Regions from separate parts of the Mus musculus genome. Here region 1 is linked to region 2. The links are chromatin contacts, found by Hi-C or POLR2A ChIA-PET in ENCODE. All regions are on one chromosome and are shown on one strand. The core of a region is the stretch at or near the end of the contact, and the rest is flanking DNA. Distances in the headings are between cores, read along the strand shown. Region 1 holds the start of Angptl4 (angiopoietin-like 4). Region 2 holds the start of Hnrnpm (heterogeneous nuclear ribonucleoprotein M).

Region 1 (5,192 bases), core at 1,198-3,697, 96 kb after region 2:
GGGACTGGGAGACTGAGGCTGGGTGTGTGTGTGGGATACGGCTATGTCTGTTACCAGAAGAAGGGGGAAGAGGAAGAAAAGAAAAAGAGGAGAGGAGGAGAGAAAGAACTTGGCCTTGACAAGTCCTCTAAATTCAGGAAGAACCACCCCCAGCCCAGCCAGGGAAAGTAGGAGAAAGGTCACTGGGGGAGGGGCATGCAGGCACTTTCTGCCAGCCAGCTCCGTCTGCACTGCCAGGAGTGGGGGCAGACCCAGAAAGATGGGAAGTATACTTTCCAATCCCTCGGGCAGCTAGCTCCCTTTCCCCTACTTTCCTCTCATCCAATCGGGACAGGCACACTGCCAAACCACCCATGTGGTTCCCATTAGGGCCAGCTGTTTGTCTCTCCAGCTCTGAACTTTCCTCTACTTGGCTAGGCTGAGTCTGGGAGTTCCAAAGCCACAAAACCACCCCCTCAGCTCTTCTCTTCCACCACATCACCCATCCAGAACCTATGCCTGCCGACCCTGGAAAAGCTCATCCATGACCCTCGCCATGCCTAGGTACTTGCCTAAGTAAAAGCCAGGGGAGGAATTAAGTCTAAGGAGGATTGGGCTGAAAGCCAGCAAGCAGCCTTAGGGTGTGAAGGGGATATCCAAACTTTCACCTAGTTGGCTGTGGAGAGCCACAGATGTCAAGAAGGGTGAACGAATAGGCATGAACTCAGGGTTGGAACTGGGAGCCTCTGACTCTGTGCCCCCCATCCCCCACCCGCCCATCCCGCACTGCGTAGCTCCACACACACTTCAATTTGAAACAAAGTATTGGGCATGGACATCCACAATCTAAGACCTAGAAATTGTGATCGAAACTGTTATGTATATATGTGTATGTGACTGGATGGAAGCATACAGGACAAAGGATCTGTATCTGTAAGATGTAAGAGGATGTGTCTAGTCTAGGAGCCGGGGTGGGGGTGTGCTTACTCTGGTTTTCCCTTTTATAGTTACATCAAGAGATGTTGGAGGGTTCCAAACCTCGGGAACGCACACACATCCACACACAGCCCTGGATTCCTTTGCATGATGTCCCTGAGCTACACCACCATCTCCCAGAACCCCTGAAACTTTAGCTCCTTATGATCTGCCTTCCTCTACTTGTTCTGGTTAACGGCTAATAAGATTTTGGGAAGATTCTTGCTGGGAAAGAATGGTGGGGTGGTCTGGCCAAGCAGGATCATAAGTGAAGAGGGTGCAATATATAAAAATACCCTTGATGAGAGCCTAGTGAGCCCACAGGAACCCAAGGCCAGAATCTCTTTCTTTCCTATTAAGGTGGACCTGACAAGAAGGCTAAGGATTGGAATGGCAAGTGGGGTGGTTGGGGAGTTGCCAGATGACAGCAAAGACCAGAGATACTCACTGTGTAAGTGGGTGGCGTTGGGAGTCAAGCCAATGAGCTGGGTCATCTTGGGAAGCCTCTTTCCCCTCGAAGTCTTGTCTACTCCATTGTCTAGGTGCGTGGGGGCCAAGAGGTCTATCTAAGACCGGGCAGGAAACGGGTGGTTAGATCTTTTGACTCATGCCATAACAACTGCTTAGCCACATTTCATCACTACATTTCACCCCCACTTTGTTTCCTCTTTCCCATTTGGGCCAATTGCTGGGGTAATTACCTGGCTCTGAAGATTCTGTATTCTCAGATTCTGCTTTGATAGGTATCTCTGCTGCTGGGCCACCTTCTGGAACAATTGCTGGATCTTGCTGTTTTGAGCCTTGAGCTGAGTCTGAAGATATGCAAGGCTAGTGAAGACCTGGCTTTATGTCGGCAACCTCCTCTTATTCACCCTCCCTTCTACCCTTTCACAGTCTGCTCTGAGGCCCTTCTCCACCCAGGTCCTGGAGTACTAGACTCGTTAGTCTAAGTAGAGTCAGAGTCCTAGTAGATGCGCCTACCTGCAAACTCTGCAGAGTCTCAGGAGTCTGGCCTTCAGGGACTCTATCCTCGGAGTCTTTGAAGGGTGCATCTTTTCCCTTGGGCCCCTGACAAGCGTTACCACAGGCAGCCATGCGGCGCTCCAGCGCGCCCAGCTGCCCACGGGTGCGCTCCACGTGTTCGCGCAGCCCATGGCCGAGCTGTAGCAGCCCGTGAGCCAGCAAGTTCATCTCGTCCCAGGATGCAAAGCGCGGTGGCTCTGGCTGTGCAGGGCGCCCTTGCGCGCTCAAAAGCCCCGCAGTAGCCGCGCATAGCACCAGGGCAGCGCCTGCTGTCGGAGCGCAGCGCATGATTCTGGGGGTGGCCTTGGGTGCAGCAACGCTAGGACTCCGGAACGCAGGAGTTCAAGACCCAGCAGCTGGAGTTCTGGGGGAGCCGGCTCAGACTTAGACTTGCTCTGGTGCAGAAGAAGATCTGGAGCCCGTAGCTCATAAGCGTTTCACGGTTGCACCTAAAGCCCCACTTTATAAAGCGGGTGTGGGAGTGGGAGGGAGAGCATTGGAGGCGGGGCCCGGGGGCGGAGCGAGTGGCCAAGTTTTAGGGTGCAATGCCACAGGCTTTGTAGTTACGAGTGTGTGTGTGTGGCGTGTGTGTGTGTGTGTGTGTGTGTGTGTGTGTGTGTGTGTATGAAGAGTTCTTGGGGATGGCTGCTTCGCCTTCCTTGCGACCTAATAAGCGACGTGACTGTCTGTGCACTGCATGGTTCATCCTAAGGCCGGAAATTCCCAGCCCTAGCCCGCATCCCAGCCCGGTTCAATGGAGGAAAGGGCGTACAAATCAGGACGTAGATGCCTTCTTTTTTTTTTTTCCCCTTCCCGCTACGTGGATGCCTTCTTGACTGACCCCTTCTCAAGTCAAAAGCAAAGTAGGGCAGAGTTACGTGGCAGAAAGTTCTCTCCCTGGTAGGCTGAGTTCAGATGGCAAGTGGGGGATTACAGAACCTTGCTCTCTGCCTCTTAGAGGCTTCCTGAGATCTTTAATCCACAGACCAGGCGGAACCCCTGCCCCCACTCTCACTTCCACCACCTTTCTGGCTCCCACGCTCTTTCCAGCTCAAGCATTCGTCATTGCAGATGTGTTTGTGAGGATCACTAACACCCTTGTTCAATTAGTCACCTCTTCCTGGCCAAATAGTCAATAGCTGGGATTTCTGTCTACATTGTAGAGATTGCAACCCTAGGCTTCCTCCTGTTGCCTGTCCTCCACCACCAGGGGTCTTGGTGTCCAGGAATTTACCTGCGTTAAAGGAGGATCAGTGTCTGAGGACAGACCTGTCATCCCAGCTCTTGGGGCATGGAGCAGAAGAGTGTGGAATTCATCTTGAGCTACACAAGTGAGTTTAAGAGAGCCTGGGCTACTCTGAGCCAGGTCTCCAAACAACAACAGCAACAACAAAACTGGTGGCACGCACCTGTAAACCCATCACGCAGGACACAGGGGAATAGTACAAGCTACAAGCTAGCCTGCTCTACATAGTAAGTTACAGACCAGTCAACGCTGAAACAGCAAGACCTTGTTTCAAAACAAAACAAAAACAATTCATAGTTATGCATACTTTAACTCCCAGCACTGCAGAGCAAGAAGCAATTGGAGGAAGCTCTGTGAGTTTGAGGTCAGCCTGGTCTACATAGTGAAGTTCCAGGCCATCCAGGAAGAAGACCTTGTCACAAAACAACAACAACAACAACTAAAAAAGCCAGGAGGAACTGGAAATCTATCTTACCAGTTAAGAGCATTTACATCTTTTGCAGGGGATCTAAGTCCAACAGCTCACAGTCACCTATAATTCCAGCTCCAGGAGCTATGGTGACTTTGACCTCCTCAGGCACTCACACACATGCACACAATTTAAAACAGTCATTTAAACATTTAAAAAGCAGGCTGGAGAGATGGTTCAGCAGTTAAGAGTACTGACTGCTCTTCCAAAGGTCCTGAGTTAATTCCCAGCAACCACATGGTGGCTTACAACCATCTGTAATAGGATCTGATACCCTCTTCCGGTGTGTCTGAAGACAGCTACAATGTACTCATATAAATAAAATAAATACATCTTTTTTAAAAAAAATTTAAAAAGCAAACAATCTAGAGAACATCAGCAAAGATTTCCCTTCCACACCCATCCATTCATTCACTCATTCCATACAGCCTAGATCCTGTACTGAGTTTTTTAGTTTGTGTATAAATCCTACCTTTGAGCAGGGGAGAGGGACAAGGCAGAGACAAAAGAGGACTGGGGTGGGGCAGACAGCTTTCCTTGTTTATGCTGCCTGGTTAAGTTTTTATTCAACAAGTTTGCATTGGTGTTCCTTTTTCTGACAGTTCCCCTGAAGCCTGGCACAGAAAACCTGTCTGACAAGAAGACCCTTAGGGCAAATTGACTGAAAAACCCCCAAGTTGAGTCAGCAGGGCTGGGAGCCAGCAGCAAACCTCTGGAATCTGAAACTGCATGCCTCAAGGCTGACATGCAGGCCACTGCTTGTACACTTGACCAGCTGGGCCTTTTGCCAGGCTGATCCCAGCAGCAGTGACAGGCAGACAGGAAGAGTAGGCAGAAAACCCTCAACAAGGGATGAATTCATACATCCACCATCTGTTCTCTCCAAACATCAGCCTTTGGGCACAGCTCATAGCCATTCCATGCTAGTCCATGTGCCATCTCCTTGTCCAAGTCTTCTTGCCTCCAGAGAAAAACCACCAAGATGGGTGTGGTGGTGCATGCCTGTCATCTTAGCACTTAGAGGATAGTAGCAAGAAGGTCCACCTGTAAGAGAAACAAAATAGGGCTGGTGAGATGGCTCAGCAGGCAAGAGCACTGACTGCTCTTCCAAAGGTCCTGAGTTCAAATCCCAGTAACTACATGGTGGCTCACAACCACCCGTAACAAAATCTGATGCCCTCTTCTGGTGCGTCTAAAGACAGCTACACAATGTACTTATGTATAATAATAAATAAATTAAAACAAAACAAAATTAGGGCTGGTCATATGACTCAGTGGGTAAAGATGCTTGCTTCCAAGTCTGATGATCTGACTACAGTTCATGAACCCATATGTTGGAAGGAGAGAAAGGACTCCCCAAAATTATCCTCTGACCTCAACAGTTTTCTGTGGCATGCACATAAGCAATATAAATGAATAGATGGAGGAGGGAGAGAGAAACAGGGACTAGAAAGATGGCTTAGTGATTAAGAGCATGCATACCCTAGCAAATGAATTTGC
Region 2 (5,938 bases), core at 2,078-4,577:
GAAATAAGAGTAGAGCATGATGGTACACATATGTATTCATAGCACTCAGGAGACAGAGCAGCAGGATTCAAGGCCAGCCTGACCTACAGAGTGAAATGTTGTCTGAAAACCCCAAACAATGGGGCTGTAGAGATGGCTCAGTGGTTAAGAGCACCCATAGTTCCCAACTTCCTGTAACTCCAGCTCCAGGTGATTTGACACCCTTTTCCTGCCTCCAAGCACTGGCACTCACCTGTGTGCATACACAGAACACTTAAAAATAAAAAATAAAATTAGGTATGCAGCTCAGTGGTAGAGTTCTTGCCTAGCATGCAGGAGGTCATCAATTGATCTCTACTATCAAAAACTAAATAAATGGGCTAGAGAGATGGCTCAGTGGTTAAGAATATTGGCTGTTCTTCCAGAGGGCCTGGATTCAAGTAATAGTACCCACATGACAGCCAACAATTGTCTAAAATTCTAGTGCCAGGAGACCCAATGCCCTCTCTTGGCCTCCATGTACATGCATGTTGTGCATAGACACATACGCAGACAAAACATGCATTCTCATAATATTTTTAATAAAAAAAAAAGCAAGCTAGTGAGAAGGTTCACTAGGTAATATACATGCATACTTAACAAGCACGAAAACCTGGGTTCAAATCTTAGTCAAAAGGTGGGAAGAAAAAGACACTCTGTGCTTTTAAAAGAGTTTGTTTCAAGAACTTTGTGATGCAAAAATAACAATTATTTTTCACCCACACTACAAAACTAAGTGCTGCCACTTTCTCAGGTATCCTCCATTAAGCCAGTCTGAGACCACTCAGGTTCTTTCCCACAAGGGCTATTTCATCTGATACTTCCTATGCACATTCTGTCTGTCAAATGACTCAGCCACAAGTTATCTATCTGAATACAGACAGTGGAAATTTAAAACTGTACCATAGGACCGTGTTCTATTAAAAATGCAATCTTTCATATAGAAAGGCTCTAGCGGCATTGCATTCTATATATAGGAAATAATTTTTTGCCCCTGCAACAGGGTTTCTTTGTGTAGCCCTGGTTGTCCTGGGCTCTGTAGACCAAGCTGGCCTTGAACTCAGATAATCACCTGCCTCTGCCTCCCAAGTGCTGTGATTAAAGGCATGCATTACCACTCTGGACAGAAATTAACTTCCTTAAAGCTTTTTAAATAAGGCCCTCTGAAATCCTAGAAAGTGAACCAGACGTGGTAGTACACACCTGTAATTCCAGCAACTGGGTGGAGGTGACAGAAGCAGAGGCGTTGTTCTGAATTCAAAGCCATCACAGTCTACACTGTAGACTCTACAGTTTGCCCAGGCATCTAACTCAAAAACTGAAAACAACAAAGACTAGAAGAGGGAATCTGATCCTACAAGGCATCTCTATGACAAAAGCTGAAAAATCTGAACATGAGACTAACTAAAGGTGCTCAAGTGTAGCTCAGAGGTAAGAGTGCTTGTCTAGCATCCTCAAGACCCCGAGTTCCCAAGAGGATGGAAGGGAAAGTTAAAAATGAGCACACTCCTAAGCTGAGCCTTTCTGGTAGTAAAGAGAGGCCTCTTTATCCTTTTAGTACTATGGGGTGAACCCCAGGACCTTGTGCATCTTGAGTAACTACTCTATTAATGGGCTATAATCTACACACTCATACACGACAGGCAAGTACTTATGTAGCTTAGGCAAATCTTGAGCCGAATCAGCTCTGGAACTCACGCAGCCTCTCCAGTGCTGAATAACACACAAGAACCAGTTAACCAATGGTGTTTTACTTCTCCCTAACTAAGATAAAAGATATGAAATTTCCTCCAGTAACAAAATAGCCATTACTTGGTAAATGCTTCACTAACAAGTGTTTTAAGTACTCTCAACTCCCAGAGTCCTAAAACTTCCCACCTTATACATTTGATGGAAAACAAAAATTCAGAGACATGGGCTGCTGATTTTAGAACCAAAATGTTTCTCCAGACCTCCTCAAGCTGATATATTAGTATATCAGTATGAGGAGAGTTTCACAGGAGCAGAATCTTATGGTTTCCTCCTTGAAGAAAACTTTTTAGGGCTCAGAAAGACCACCCTGTGGTCTGATATTAGGAATCGAATCTAGGGACTTTGGAGTGCCAGGTTATTGCTATGTTTTCATCCCTCTTTTTGAGAGTTAGGGTCTAGCTCAATTTCCCAATGACTAAATGGCAACCTAGACTGAACTCACTCTATATAGTCTGGCCACACTTTGCACTCTGGATCCTGCAGCTTCCCACTCCTCCCAAAAGGCTGGGACTCCTCAGGCCATGCTAGGACACTTATAATAACGAATCAAGGTCCCTAGACAGATCTCCAAGCAGGATTCCAAAAAAGGGATGATGACGTCTGTCTATTTTAATTTCTGAAACCCCGAAGTGGTGCCTCTACCCGAACACTTTAGGTCTGTTGCTAAGGATGAACACTGAGCAAGCAAAGACCATTTCTCCCATTGGTACCAACTGCACTTTAGGAAGTAGGACTATAAAGAGGGGAAAGAACTCCAGCCCAGGAGCCCGGGTCCGGGGCCATTCTAATGGAAGAAGCACTTCTTGCAGAATGAGGGTAACACCGGTGTCTCGGAACCCCGCAACAAGAGTCATGTCGACACCTTCCGGGTCGCGCCGCCGACCGTACACGTGACACCTCGCACGCGCAAGCCTCCCGCCCCTAACTTCTCAGATCTGAGAAACTGAGACAGAATACTTCCACTACTATGGATTGTATGCTGAAGGGTTGAAACTACACAGTCTTAATGGTTCAACCCTCGAGACCCCAGTGAGAGGTGCTGCGGGCCCTGATCTCCCGCAGCCCGCGCGCCATCACTGCTCTGAGAATAAAATACCAGGCCACAGGCCTGAGGCCTCGACGACGCGCTCAGACAGCCAGGAGGCTGAGGCAGCGGAGGCAAGCGCTGTCGGCAGGGGGCGATCCATTAGGCTCTCCTGGCTTCGTCGTCGTCACAGCCTTGGCCGCCCCCAACTCTCGGCAGGGAAAAGGCCTGCGCAGACGCCGCGCCGCCGTGGGAGAAGAGAAAGCGGCCCACAGACCTAACGGAGCTGCGAAGTAACCTGGCTGGAGTTAGAGAAGGATCAATTGCTGTTAGACTACTCACCCCTTCGGGCCCGGAGCTCCGTTGCCGCTCGGCACGCAGGGCGCGCCGCTCTCTTCCTCCATTTTGGGTTCTGTCGCCGCCACTTCGGCTGCCGCTTCGACCCCTGCCGCCATTTTCTCCGCGTCTGGGCTTTGTGTGAGGGAGCGGGCTCTGTCGAGCTGCGCCTGCGCGCTCACGTGACCCCGAACGACCAGTAACGCCTCCTTGTGCGGCGACCGGCTCCCGCTTCCTGCTCGCCTCGGGTCACGCCCCCTGGACGTCAGGCCACGCCTCCTCCAGTGGCAGGCCTCACTTCCCGATGTCCGCAGATACAGTTGGGTTGTGGGACAGGGGGAGAGATATGTGTCGCTCATTCGAACTTACAATACGAGCGCACATACGGACCTAGTCGGTCCAGCTTACTTTATATTTTTCCGTTTTGTTTTACTCATTAGCTTTCTTTTTTGAGGCAGGGTCTCACTATGTAGCCCTCCAGCCTCTCCCTACCTACCAAGTGCAGGAAATAAAGGCAAGCACCACCACGCCTGGCCTTTTCTTTCTTTTTCTTTTTTCAGCAACTTCATATATGTATATCATGTATTTTGCGCTTGCTTGGGGTTTTGCTGTTGTTGTTGAGACAGTTTCTAGCCAATACTGGCCTTGAATGTCTGAGCTGCCGCCTACACCTCTTGAGTGCTAGAATGATAGGCCAGAGGAACCAGGCTAATCAGTGCTAGGAATTGAACCCAGTGATTTGAACATGCTAGCAGTCTATCAACTTCAATCCCTGACCCTATACTGTTCTTTTATCATATTCACCTACCATTGCCCTTTTATTTCCCGCATTTCCACTGTACCTTCTTTCCAACAAGTTCCTCCATGTACCTCCTTGTCTTTGTTTTATGACCTACTGAGTTGGGTTTGCTTGCAAGAGCATAGATTAGGGGTTGATTTATTGGGGCAACTAAATAGGTGGCTACAACACTGAGGAAAATGACACCTCTTTCCTCCAGCATCTACTACCAATAGATCTTCAGGGAAGGGTGAAGCCTCCCAAGGCTCCCCCACCCCAACATGATGAGGTTCTATCTTGTGCAAGTAACCACAACTGCTTTGACAATGTCCGTGGCATGTCAAGGAGAGATCAGCTTTCCTTAAATGGAGAAAAAATATAAAAATTATGTTGGCAGGAATTATTTTTATTGGGGGGGGGATGGAGGGGGAATGATTGAATACAGGCTTTGAGCATGCCATGGCTGGCATGTGGGAATTGATTTTCTCTTTCCAGTAATCAAATTTAGGTTGTCAAACTTGGCAGCAAACATCTTTACCCACTAAGACAGAGCCAACCCTGCATGCAGAATTCTTGACAGGTTAATATCAAACTAAAACTCTCCATGTAATTCAAAGCATTAGAAGAGATGTATAACAGAAACCTCCCTCCCACCCTTTTCCGACTCCTCTTTTCCCCTTCTTTCCCCTCCCTCCCTCCTATTCTATCTCTCCTTACGGCACCACCCTGACACCATTTCCTGGGACCCTACATTCCAAAGTTATGATGAGAAATAGGTACCAAGCTTGGTAGGCCAGAAGAGTGAAGATGCTTGTGTGTTTTTACATAAATTTTTTTTTTATGGATATCAGTTCACCAGTCACCCAAGGCCTGATCACATCAGCTCTGTTCCTCAATCATATTGTTCCAGTCACGAAGTCTCCCAACCTGCTCTTCCTATGGGCCAGATTCCAGCCTCTGAGTCTTTACTTTCTGAAAAATTGACTTCCCCTTGAGTTTCCAGTCAGGGCAGCAAGATACTACCATGCATGAGCCTGTGTACTAGGCAAGAGATGGGTGCAGAAAACAACAGGGAAGACCAGACTGTACTGGACCCACTGGGATGATGAGACTGCTTTTCTGAGGCTCAATTTGCTCATCTGGAAGTAGGGTTAATGAAAGACTCCTGCCAGACAGTAGTAGTACACACCTTTAATTCCAGCACTTGGGGGTCAGAGTAGGTGGATCTCTGTGACTTTGAGGCCAGCCTAATTTACAGAGTAAGTTCCAGGACAGCCAGGGCTACACAGAGAAACCCTGTCTCAAAAACAAAAACAAAAAAAAACCCAGTAAGTAAGCAAAATGCTCTCCAGAAACCACCTTTTAGGGCTGTCCTGCGCATACAATGCAGGAAAATGCCAAGAGCCCTGGGCTGTTACATAATTCAGCATGCAACAAGAACTCAAAAGTGAGCTGGCCCGGCATGGTGGCACATACCTGTAATCTCAGTGCTCCAGAGGCAGGCACTAGAGGAGTACCACAAATTTGAGAATAGTCTATTTATATTATTCCAGGGCCAACTAAACAAAAGAGAATGAGGAGCAACTGAAGCTGTTATTACCACAGCCATATTCTACATCTCTCCTGAGTCTGCCAGAGGGTAGGGCACAAAGCTTAACACTGGGGCATCCCCAGCTCCTAAAGATGTAGAACTTCAGATAAAGGTCTTCATATGTTGAGCCTCTGTCTTCCCACCTTTAGAAATCAAGGTAATAACTTCTTCCCCAGAGAAGAGGAGAGATATGAAACAAGCTCAGATTTGGGTCTCATCCATGGTAATCCCAGATTGGTATAGAGAGTATTATCATTAGTTATAATGAATTTATGGGATCTGGCAAATTGGAAATAAAAAATATGTGAAAATTGTTCTTACCTTTTTCCTTTTGGAATGGAACCAGGACTTCCCACATGATAAAAATATTTTGTACCTATGATGGTTTGTATATGGTTGGCCCGTGGAGTGGCACTGTTGTAGGTGTGGCCTTGTTGGA

Evidence for each region. A loop is a pair of places that touch in the nucleus more often than their neighbours do. ChIA-PET counts read pairs that join two places held with the same protein, here RNA polymerase II (POLR2A).
Region 1: POLR2A ChIA-PET joins it to region 2 with 10 read pairs in Patski. The contact joins the promoter of Angptl4 here to the promoter of Hnrnpm in region 2. A Hi-C loop is called at or near these places in 1 of 37 maps with a recorded cell type or tissue (left cerebral cortex). POLR2A ChIA-PET finds 5 or more read pairs at or near these places in 4 of 5 experiments (Patski and embryonic stem cell).

Annotation. Positions count from the first base shown.
Region 1 is chr17:33,779,128-33,784,319 of GRCm38, forward strand. Angptl4 (angiopoietin-like 4) reads right to left here and starts at 2,448. Exons shown (of 7, transcript NM_020581.2): 1 at 1,936-2,448; 2 at 1,656-1,766; 3 at 1,403-1,520. The coding sequence starts at 2,265.
Region 2 is chr17:33,682,131-33,688,068 of GRCm38, forward strand. Hnrnpm (heterogeneous nuclear ribonucleoprotein M) reads right to left here and starts at 3,328. Exons shown (of 16, transcript NM_029804.3): 1 at 3,137-3,328. The coding sequence starts at 3,249. It also overlaps a transcript of Marchf2 not described here.